Linked DNA regions of Homo sapiens: region 2 is linked to region 1. Evidence: chromatin contacts called from ENCODE Hi-C or POLR2A ChIA-PET data. All regions are on one chromosome and are shown on one strand. Each heading gives the region's core, a stretch centred on a gene start or an enhancer-like site at or near the end of the contact. The rest is flanking DNA. Distances are from core to core; before and after follow the strand shown.

Evidence for each region. Hi-C counts contacts between places; a loop is a spot of excess contacts on that map. ChIA-PET counts read pairs that join two places held with the same protein, here RNA polymerase II (POLR2A). Pooled maps may share reads with other maps.
Region 2: a pooled map shows a loop between it and region 1 (2.7-fold over the local background). The contact joins two enhancer-like sites. A Hi-C loop is called at or near these places in 2 of 50 pooled maps. POLR2A ChIA-PET finds 5 or more read pairs at or near these places in 2 of 52 experiments (OCI-LY7 and WTC11).

The regions. Positions count from the first base shown.
Region 1 is chr5:119,535,341-119,539,935 of GRCh38, reverse strand. It overlaps HSD17B4 (hydroxysteroid 17-beta dehydrogenase 4), which reads right to left. Exons shown (of 24, transcript NM_000414.4): 23 at 3,386-3,513. Among named protein-coding and RNA genes, the nearest start is that of HSD17B4, 85 kb to the right of the region's middle. RefSeq lists an enhancer at 1,730-1,809. Within about 2 kb of position 2,040, at least 2 of the 41 ENCODE cell types and tissues checked have a DNase peak (open chromatin) inside an H3K27ac peak, as active enhancers do.
Region 2 is chr5:119,437,131-119,441,725 of GRCh38, reverse strand. No RefSeq gene overlaps it. Among named protein-coding and RNA genes, the nearest start is that of HSD17B4, 13 kb to the left of the region's middle. Within about 2 kb of position 2,210, at least 6 of the 41 ENCODE cell types and tissues checked have a DNase peak (open chromatin) inside an H3K27ac peak, as active enhancers do.

The DNA.
Region 1 (4,595 bases), core at 791-3,290:
TTTTTTTTTTTTTGGTAGAGACAGGGTCTCACTGTCTCACCCAGGCTCAAACTCCTGGACTCAAGCAATCCTCCTGCCTTGGCCTCCCAAAGTGCTGGAACTACAGGCACGAGACATTGTCCCTGGCCTATACCAATTTTATATTCCCTCCAGTTGTGTGTAAATTATCTTATCCCAACCTTAAAAATACTATTTTCTTACACTTTGAAAATATGAGGCAAAAATAACATGCTTTAATTTGTATTTTTGGATACTGGGAAAAATTTTTTTCTTTTGTATGTTAGTCATTTCTATTTATTTCATTAATTATTGTTCCATACCTTTTGTCCACTTCTTCTTTTTTATTATTATTATTATACTTTAAGTTCTAGGGTACATGTGCACAATGCGCAGGTTTGTTACATATGTATACATGTGCCATGTTGGTGTGCTGCACCCGTTAACTCGTCATTTAGCATTAGGTATATCTCCTAATGCTATCCCTCCCCCCCTCCCCCAACCCCATGACAGGTCCCCGTGTGTGATGTTCCCCACCCTCTGTCCAGGTGTTCTCATTGTTCAATTCCCACATGTGAGAACATGCGGTGTTTGGTTTTTTGTCCTTGCAATAGTTTGCTGAGAATGATGGTTTCCAGCTTCATCCATGTCCCTACAAAGGACATGAACTCATCCATTTCTATGGCTGCATAGTATTCTATGGTGTGTATGTGCCACATTTTCTTAATGCAGTCTATCATTGATGGACTTTTGTCCACTTTTTCTATTGAGGTTGTAGTGCTTTCCAGAATTTTTAGAATGATACTCTGTATCATCATTTTATTTTTTTCCCTCGATTTATGGAAATATACTATAGAGTCTGACATGCAGAAGTTTCTAATTTCTATACAGCCTAAACTTCTGACATTGAACTTTCATTCCTTCTATATTTGCTTTAATCTACCTGAGTATGAATGTCTACAGTATACTAGGCAATATTCTAGGCTAGGCTGAATATCTGTCCCTGTTCTCACAGAGCTAACATTAAACTAGGGGAGTCAAAAAGTAAAATGTAAACAAATAATTAAAGCCTGTTATAAATACAATGAAGGAGAAAACAGGATGTTATCAGAATATAACAGGAAGAAACTACTTTGGATGAAATGAAGCCAGCCATGCAAACAGCTAGGAGGAGAAATTCCAGAAAAGGCAAATGCATAGACATTGAAGGAGTAAAAGCTGATGGGAAGGAACTGAAAGGAAGGACAAAATAACAACAAAATAACTAGAATTAGCATTACAGGTGATGGGGCAAGTGGCATGGGATGAAGCCTGAAAAAGGAGCAAGGGAAAGAAACATCATACACGACATGGTAACAGCTAACTTGGATTTTATACACGTGCAAAAGGAAATGCTGGAGATTTTTTATCAAATGGGATGATAAATATGAACCAGTAATTAATGAAAGTAGTAGAAATGACTAACATACATAAATAATCTAATCTGATTTACATTTTTAAAGGATTACTCTGGCTCCTGGGTGGAGAACAACAGACTGAATGGGAGAGACAAGACTGGAAGAAGTAAGACAGGTGAGAGATGACAGAGGCTAGGATCACAGTGATATCCCTAGAGAGGAAGAGAAGATGAATTCAAGATATATTTTGGAGAAAGATCAGACAGAAGTAAGGAAGGAAAGGATACAGAAGGGCAGAAGGAATCTAAGATAATTTTTACATTTCTGGGCTTATTAATTTGGGTAAATAGATGATGGTGCCACTAATTAAGAAGGAAGAGACTGGGGGAGAAAAATAAATCACAAGTTCTATTTTGGTCACAGTAAGTTTGACATGCCAGAAAGTTTCCCATCAGAGTGGTCAAGTAGAGGGATGGTTCTCTCACTGTGGAGCTCAGAGAAGACTAAGTGGAGCCAAGTTCCTCGCACGGCAGGCCTTTGTATTAGTTGTTTCCTTAGTCTGATGACTCATTCTGATACTCTGTTCAAATCTCTGTCAGGCATTTCAGGTACCTTAGAAAACCCCAGAAGGTATTTTAAACAACCTATTTAAAATAGTTCCCCTGTCCTGTCACATTCTAACTCAAGGGTTGGCAAACAACAGCTGGAGAACCAGATCTAGTGGCTGTGTGTTTCTGTAAATAAAGTTTTATTGGAACACAGTCACACTCCATTGTTTACATATTCTCTATGGCTACTTTAAGGCTACAATGGCAAAGCTGAAGAGCTGCAACAGAGACCATCTTGCCCACAAAGCCTAAAATATTTACTGTGTAACCCTTTACAGAAAAAGTTTGCCAGTCATTGCTCTAACACTATACTCAGGCTTACTCTTCTCTAACTTGAGATTTTATTTCTTTTGCATTAGTACACTAAAAGAAGCTCCATACAGTAGGGTTTTGTCTTAATTCAGCCAATACCTACAACCTGAATAGGTACTAAATAAATTCCTGGAAAGAAATTAACAGAGGGTTCACTGCATTGCCAAGCACTGTACTAAGCTCTTCATACATATTATTGGGTTTAGTTCTTATAATAAGCCTTGTAAACATTAAAATTATTAAACTCATTTTACAAATGAGAAAATTAAGGTTTTTGGATGAAGTGACAGGGGCAAGATTCAAATTTAGATTTTATCTGATGCCAAAGACTACTTTTTACCTACTATACTACTTTACAATTCCTTTTAGTCTTTCTATACAGGAAAATCATATATTTCCTCATTTATTCAAATTACTCCTATGTGAAAGCTATTTTTAAATAACTGCACTCAGCCATTTGTTTGAACTCCTTCATTCTAAGAATCAATAAGTTAGTTCCCTTGGAATTTCTAGCTACATAATCACAAATTGAAAATAACAAATTTTTCTCCTCCATTCTAATTGCCACATCAATTACTTTAATTTTGTATATTTGTGGATTGGTCAAAAGTTTCATAATAATATTAACTAAATAATCGTCACAGAAGGCACTCTTCTGTTAATCATGATTTTCCACTGAAATGCCTCTAAGATTCACCCTAAGTAAGACATGGGCTATTAGGTTAAAATATCCTTCTAGTTCCAATATTCAATGATTTCTTAATCTTATTTATTGGGAATGTCTAATTTTATGTAGTACCTACTAATGTCATATGGTTTTTCACCTTTGAACACATAACAGAATATATTAAAAAATCTAGATGTGGGTTCAGTCTTAAAAAGTGTCAGGTGAAACTCCATTAAAAAAGAAATATATGACCTGTCAACCAGAGTATCAGTAGCAACTGTGTCATCTTCAGAGTTGTAAGAAACCTGGCTTATAAATCAGAATTTGGGCATCAGCTTAAAAACTGCAATTGTCAAAAGAGGAAACAATAAAACAATGAATAAATGAACATTTGAGAACATTACCTTCTGAGGGTCAAGCTTGCCCAGGACCACCTCCATGAAATCTTCATCTGAAAGTATGATTGTTGTATCAGCAGCACCTTTTGCAGGGCCTTGGTACACTTTTCCAGAACCACTTTTCAGGTCAATAGCTGGGAAAAATAGGAAGAAACCAATGTGTATCTTTTTCTCTCCAACAAAATGAGGGTAAAATAAACCAAGTAAAATGCAGACATTTCTATAGTTTCCATGTTAATGTGGCACTTATTCTACACATATTCTATCTATCAATTATACATTATCTGTCATTTAGAAAAAAAGCAAAATATAGAAATACAAGAATACAGAAATTTGAGGTAAAGAAGTGGAACTTCCAGTTCTGTAGTGGCTCAGGTCATGGTCTGCAACCACCACCATCACCTTGAGTTTATAGACACCTATAAGATCACAGCTAATCTTATTTCAGAAGTGAAGAAAGAGATTGTATTCATTTTCTCTTAGTGGCAGAATTCATTACAGGCATCTTACTGTTGATTTTTAGCTCTGTATTTATTAATAACTAAGCTTCTGAAAGAGTCCATAACAATTTCAGTCATACTTCACAGCATTTAATGAGGGAGGGGTGAGGTAACAGATGAGAATATGGCATTTGAAAACTTGGAGACCCCTGAGGATCTTATTAAGATATATACTTTACAAATCACAAAGGGTCACTACAGGAGAAAGAAGGAACTGTTTTTGTTTATGCTACCTTCCCTTAATATTAGGTCTTTGCTGGCACAAACATGTTTTGTCTTTGTATCCCCTATACTTCCTTGAAGAGAAAATACTTAGGAATTATTTGATAAATGGAAAAGCACATGAAAGAAGGATGTCTACCCCCAAAAATATATATATATATATAAAATATATATTAGTAATAACAAACACAAAGAAAAAAACCCAGGTTAAAAATTAAGTTTTTAAAAATCACACCAAGAGCATATTACTTTTGTGTTATTCCTGCCAAAAGTTCATAAACTAAAACTAAACATGAAAAAAGCATCAACTAAAAACAAACCAAGAAACAAGCTATAAAATAATTGGTCTCCAGCCTTCAAATATCTCAAAATTGGGAAAAGCAAAGACTGAGGAACTCATCCAGATTAAAGCAGACTAGAGACCTAAGAACCAAATGTAATGTATAATCCCAGATGGGACCCTGATCAATTCTTTTTCTTTCTTCATTTTAGTA
Region 2 (4,595 bases), core at 961-3,460, 98 kb after region 1:
GTATATTCTGTTGATTTGGGGTGGAGAGTTCTGTAGATGTCTATTAGGTCTGCTTGGTGCAGAGCTGAGTTCAAGCCCTGGGTATCGTTGTTAACCTTCTGTCTCGTTGATCTGTCTAATATTGACAGTGGGGTGTTAAAGTCTCCCATTATTATTGTGTGGGAGTCTAAGTGTCTTTGTAGGTCTCTAAGGACTAGCTTTATGAATCTGGGTGCTCCTGTATTGGGTGCATATTTAGAATAATTAGCTCTTCTTGTTGAATTGATCCCTTTACCATTATGTAATGGCCTTCTTTGTCTCTTTTGATCTTTGTTGGTTTAAAGTCTGTTTTATCAGAGACTAGGATTGCAACCCCTGCTTTTCTTTGCTTTTCATTTGCTTGGTAGATCTTCCTCCATCCCTTTATTTTGAGCCTATGTGTATCTTTGCATGTGAGATGGGTCTCCTGAATACAGCACACTGATGGGTCTTGACTCTTTATCCAATTTGCCAGTCCGTGTCTTTTAATTGGGGCAGTTAGCCCATTTACATTTAAGGTTAATATTGTTATGTGTGAATTTGATCCTGTCATTATGATGTTAGCTGGTTATTTTGCTCATTAGTTGATGCAGTTTCTTCCTAGCATTGATGGTCTTTACAATTTGGCATGTTTTTGCAGTGGCTGGTACCAGTTGTTCCTTTCCATGTTTAGTGCTTCCTCCAGGAGCTCTTTCTTGTAAGGCAGGCCTGGTGGTGACAAAATCTCTCAGCATTTGCTTGTCTGTAAAGGATTTTATTTCTCCTTCACTTATGAAGCTTAGTTTGGCTGGATATGAAATTCTGGGTTGAAAATTCTTTTCTTTAAGGATGTTGAATATTGGCCTCCACTCTCTTCCGGCTTGTAGGGTTTCTGCCGAGAGTTCTGCTATTAGTCCAATGGGCTTCCCTTTGTGGGAACCCGACCTTTCTCTCTGGCTGCCCTTAATGTTTTCCGTCATTTCAACTTTGGTTAATCTGACAATTATGTGTCTTGGGGTTGCTCTTCTCGAGGAGTATCTTTGTGGTGTTCTCTGTATTTCCTGAATTTGAATGTTGGCCTGTCTTGCTAGGTTGGGGAAGTTCTCCTGGATAATATCCTGCAGAGTGTTTTCCAACTTGGTTCCATTCTCCCCATCACTTTCAGGTACACCTATCAAACGTAGATTTGGTATTTTCACATAGTCCCATATTTCTTGGAGGCTTTGCTCATTTCTTTTTACTCTTTTTTCTCTAACCTTGTCTTCTCACTTTATTTCATTAATTTGATCTTCAATCACTGATACCCTTTCTTCCACTTGATCAAATCAGCTATTGAAGCTTCTGCGTGTGTCACAAAGTTCTCATGCCATGGTTTTCGGCTCCATCAGGTCATTTAAGGTCTTCTCTACACTGTTTATTCTAGTTAGCCATTCGTCTAACCTTTTTTCAAGGTTTTTAGCTTCCTTGCGATAGGTTCGAACATGCTCCTTTAGCTCAGAGAAGTTTGTTATTACCAACCTTCTGAAGCCTACTTCTGTCAGCTTGTCAAAGTCATTCTTTGTCCAGCTTTGTTCTATTGCTGGTGAGGACCTGTGATCCTTTGGAGGAGAAGAGACACTTGATTTTTAGAATTTTCAGCTTTTCTGCTCTGGTTTCTTCCCATCTTTGTGGTTTTATCTACCTTTGGTCTTTGATGTTGGTGACCTGCAGATAGGGTTTTGGTGTAGATGTCCTTTTTGTTTATGTTGTGCTATTGCTTTCTGTTTGTTAGTTTTCCTTTTCACGGTCAGGTCCCTCAGCTGCAGAGCTGTTGAAGTTTGTTGGAGGTCTCTTCCAAACCCTGTTTACCTGTTTGCCTGGGTATCACCAGCAGAGGCTGCAGAACAGCAAATATTGCAGAACAGCTTCATCCCAGAGGGGCACCCACCTACATGAGGCGTCTGTCGGCCCCTACTGGGAGATGTATCTGAGTTAGACTACACAGGGTTCAGGGACCCACTTGAGGAGGCAGTCTGTCCATTCTCAGAGCTCAAATGCCATGTTGGGAGAACCACTGCTCTCTTCAGAGCTGTCAGACAGGAACATTTAAGTCTGCAGAAGTTGTCTGCTGCCTTTTATTCAGCTAAGCCCTGCCCACAGAGGTGGAGTCTAGAGGCAGTAGGCTTTGCTGAGCTGCAGTGGGCTCCACCCAGTTCGAAATTCCCAGCCACTTTGTTTACCTACTCGAGCCTCAGCAATAGCACTTGTCTGCCAGTTGCTAAGACCTTGGGAAAAGTGCAGTATTTGGGTGGGAGTGTCCTGTTTTTCCAGGTACAGTTTGTCCCAGCTTCCCTTGGCTAAGAAAGGGAAATCCCCCTACCCATCACACTTTCCGGGTGAGGCAATGCCCTGCCCTGCTTCAGCTCGCCCTCTGTGGGCTGCACCAACTGTCCAGCCAGTCCCAGTGAGATTAACCAGGTACCTCAATTGGAAATGCAGAAATCACCCATCTTCTGCATCAGTCACGCTGGGCACTGCAGACCGAAGCTGTTCCGATTCAGCCATCTTGGAACAGATCTCTCTACCACGTAACTTTCTTTTTACATAAATTCTCCCCCCCGTTTTTTTTTCCCAAAGATGATAACCATTCTTTTCCAAAGCAAACTTCCTTCATGTCTGTGGACTAGACTGCCTAAGGCCACAAGATTAAAAGTTAGGAGAATACAGGTTACACTGCTAACTTTTAGCAAACTTTACCTTTATTGAAAACCTTGTAAGTTTGGGACTTCAATTATCCTTTGCTACTAATAACACTTTGTTTAGTTTAAATTAACTTAGAATTGGTATAGATGACCCCTTCCTGATTCTGTAAGTACTTTAAGGCTTATCTGAGTGCAAACAGCTTACCAACTATTAGGCAATTTTCCCAACCCTTCTTCTACAAAAGTTTCCCTATCACTTACTGAATACCCACTGTGGTTTTTTCCCTCAGTCACCCGGGAGGAACCATCTATCATCCTGTCCTGAAGGGAGTTCCTTCTATGTCTGGTCTGATCTTTGTATGGTAATTAATTATGATTTAGATCCCCTGTTAGGAAACCTGCTGGGTTAAGGGAATTATCAGTGGTTAATGTTAAATCATCTTTTTCTAACAGAATAGCCCCATACCTTAAGATTTTTGAGTTAGTAAGCCACCTTTTCGCTTTTTTGACTTAGGATAGTTCTGAACTGGTGAGGTGTGCTCACATTGAGGTTTCCTCTAAAAGTTATTTTTCTACTTTCTTCCTTTAGCAAAGCAGTTGCTGCTACAGAGTGAATGCATTTGGGCCATCCACGGGTTACTGAGTTAAGGGTTTTTGATAGGAAGGCTATGGGTTGTTAGTGGCCTCAGTGCTTTCAGGCTATGCCCTTGTTTACGCTGACAACAAGCTGGTATTGGAGTGTTATAGGGTCATGGAGAGGACCTTTAATTATCAATTATAGGTCTTAAATTCACCCTAGCTTTTAAAGGACAAGGGTACACTGTTTTCTCTTTACTACTTCTATCTCTCTCTTTCTCTCTTTGACTCTCTGTCTCTTTCTCTCTCTTTGTCTCTGTGTCTCTTTCTCTCTGCCTCTCTCTTTCTCTCTCTCTCTCTTTGACTCTCTGTCTCTTTCTCTCTCTTTGTCTCTGTGTCTCTTTCTCTCTGCCTCTCTCTTTCTCTCTCTCTCTCTTTGACTCTCTGTCTTTTTATCTCTTTCTGTCTCTCTCTGACTCCCTCTTTGACTCTCTGTATCTTTCTCTCTCTCTGCCTCTCTCTTTCTCTCTCTTCTTTGACTCTCTGTCTCTTTCACTCTTTCTCTCTCTCTCTGACTCCCTCTTTGACCTCTGTATCTTTCTCTCTCTCTCTCTTTGACTCTCTGTCTCTTTCTCTCTGACTTCCTCTCCCAATTTCTCTTTCCTCTCTGCTGGTCTTTCCCTGCCTCTGCCAGCTGCTTATGCTGCTGTTCTCCCCTGTCCTTCCCCCTTCCCTGGGGGGGACTGGCAGGAGTGGAGCTACTCTTTCTTCCCCTGAGAAGAAAGGAAAGGGGAGTTCTGAATATTTTTCTTACTACTGGAGGTTTGTGTGAGGTTCAACCCCCTGAAATATGTGGAAAGCTCAACCCCTCAAACCAGGGATGTCTTGCCTTGCCTGTCATGGAATGCTCAACCCCTCAAACCAAGGGGTGTCTTGCCTTTCCTGCCCCAGAAGTCTCAACCCCTCAAACCAGGGATGTCTTGCCTTGCCTGTCCCGGAAGTCTCAACCCCTCAAACCAGGGAGTGTCTTGCCTTGCCTGTCCCAGAAGGCTCAACCCCTCAAACCAGGGGGTGTCTTTCTTTGCCTGCCCTGGGAAGTGGCCCTGTTTCCTCCCTTTCCCCCTCTGAAGGTCCCTTGCACGCTTCCCACTCGTGATATTGGGAGAAATTCAGCCAGATATTGGGCAAAATTCACCCCCGATATTTCACGTAAGTTCTTTTCTATTTTCCCTAAGTGTCAGCCGGTCTGAGAAATAAAGGGACAGAGTACAAAAGAGAGAAATTTTAAACCTGGGTGTCCAGGGGAGACATCACATGTCAACAGGTTCCATGATGCCCCCT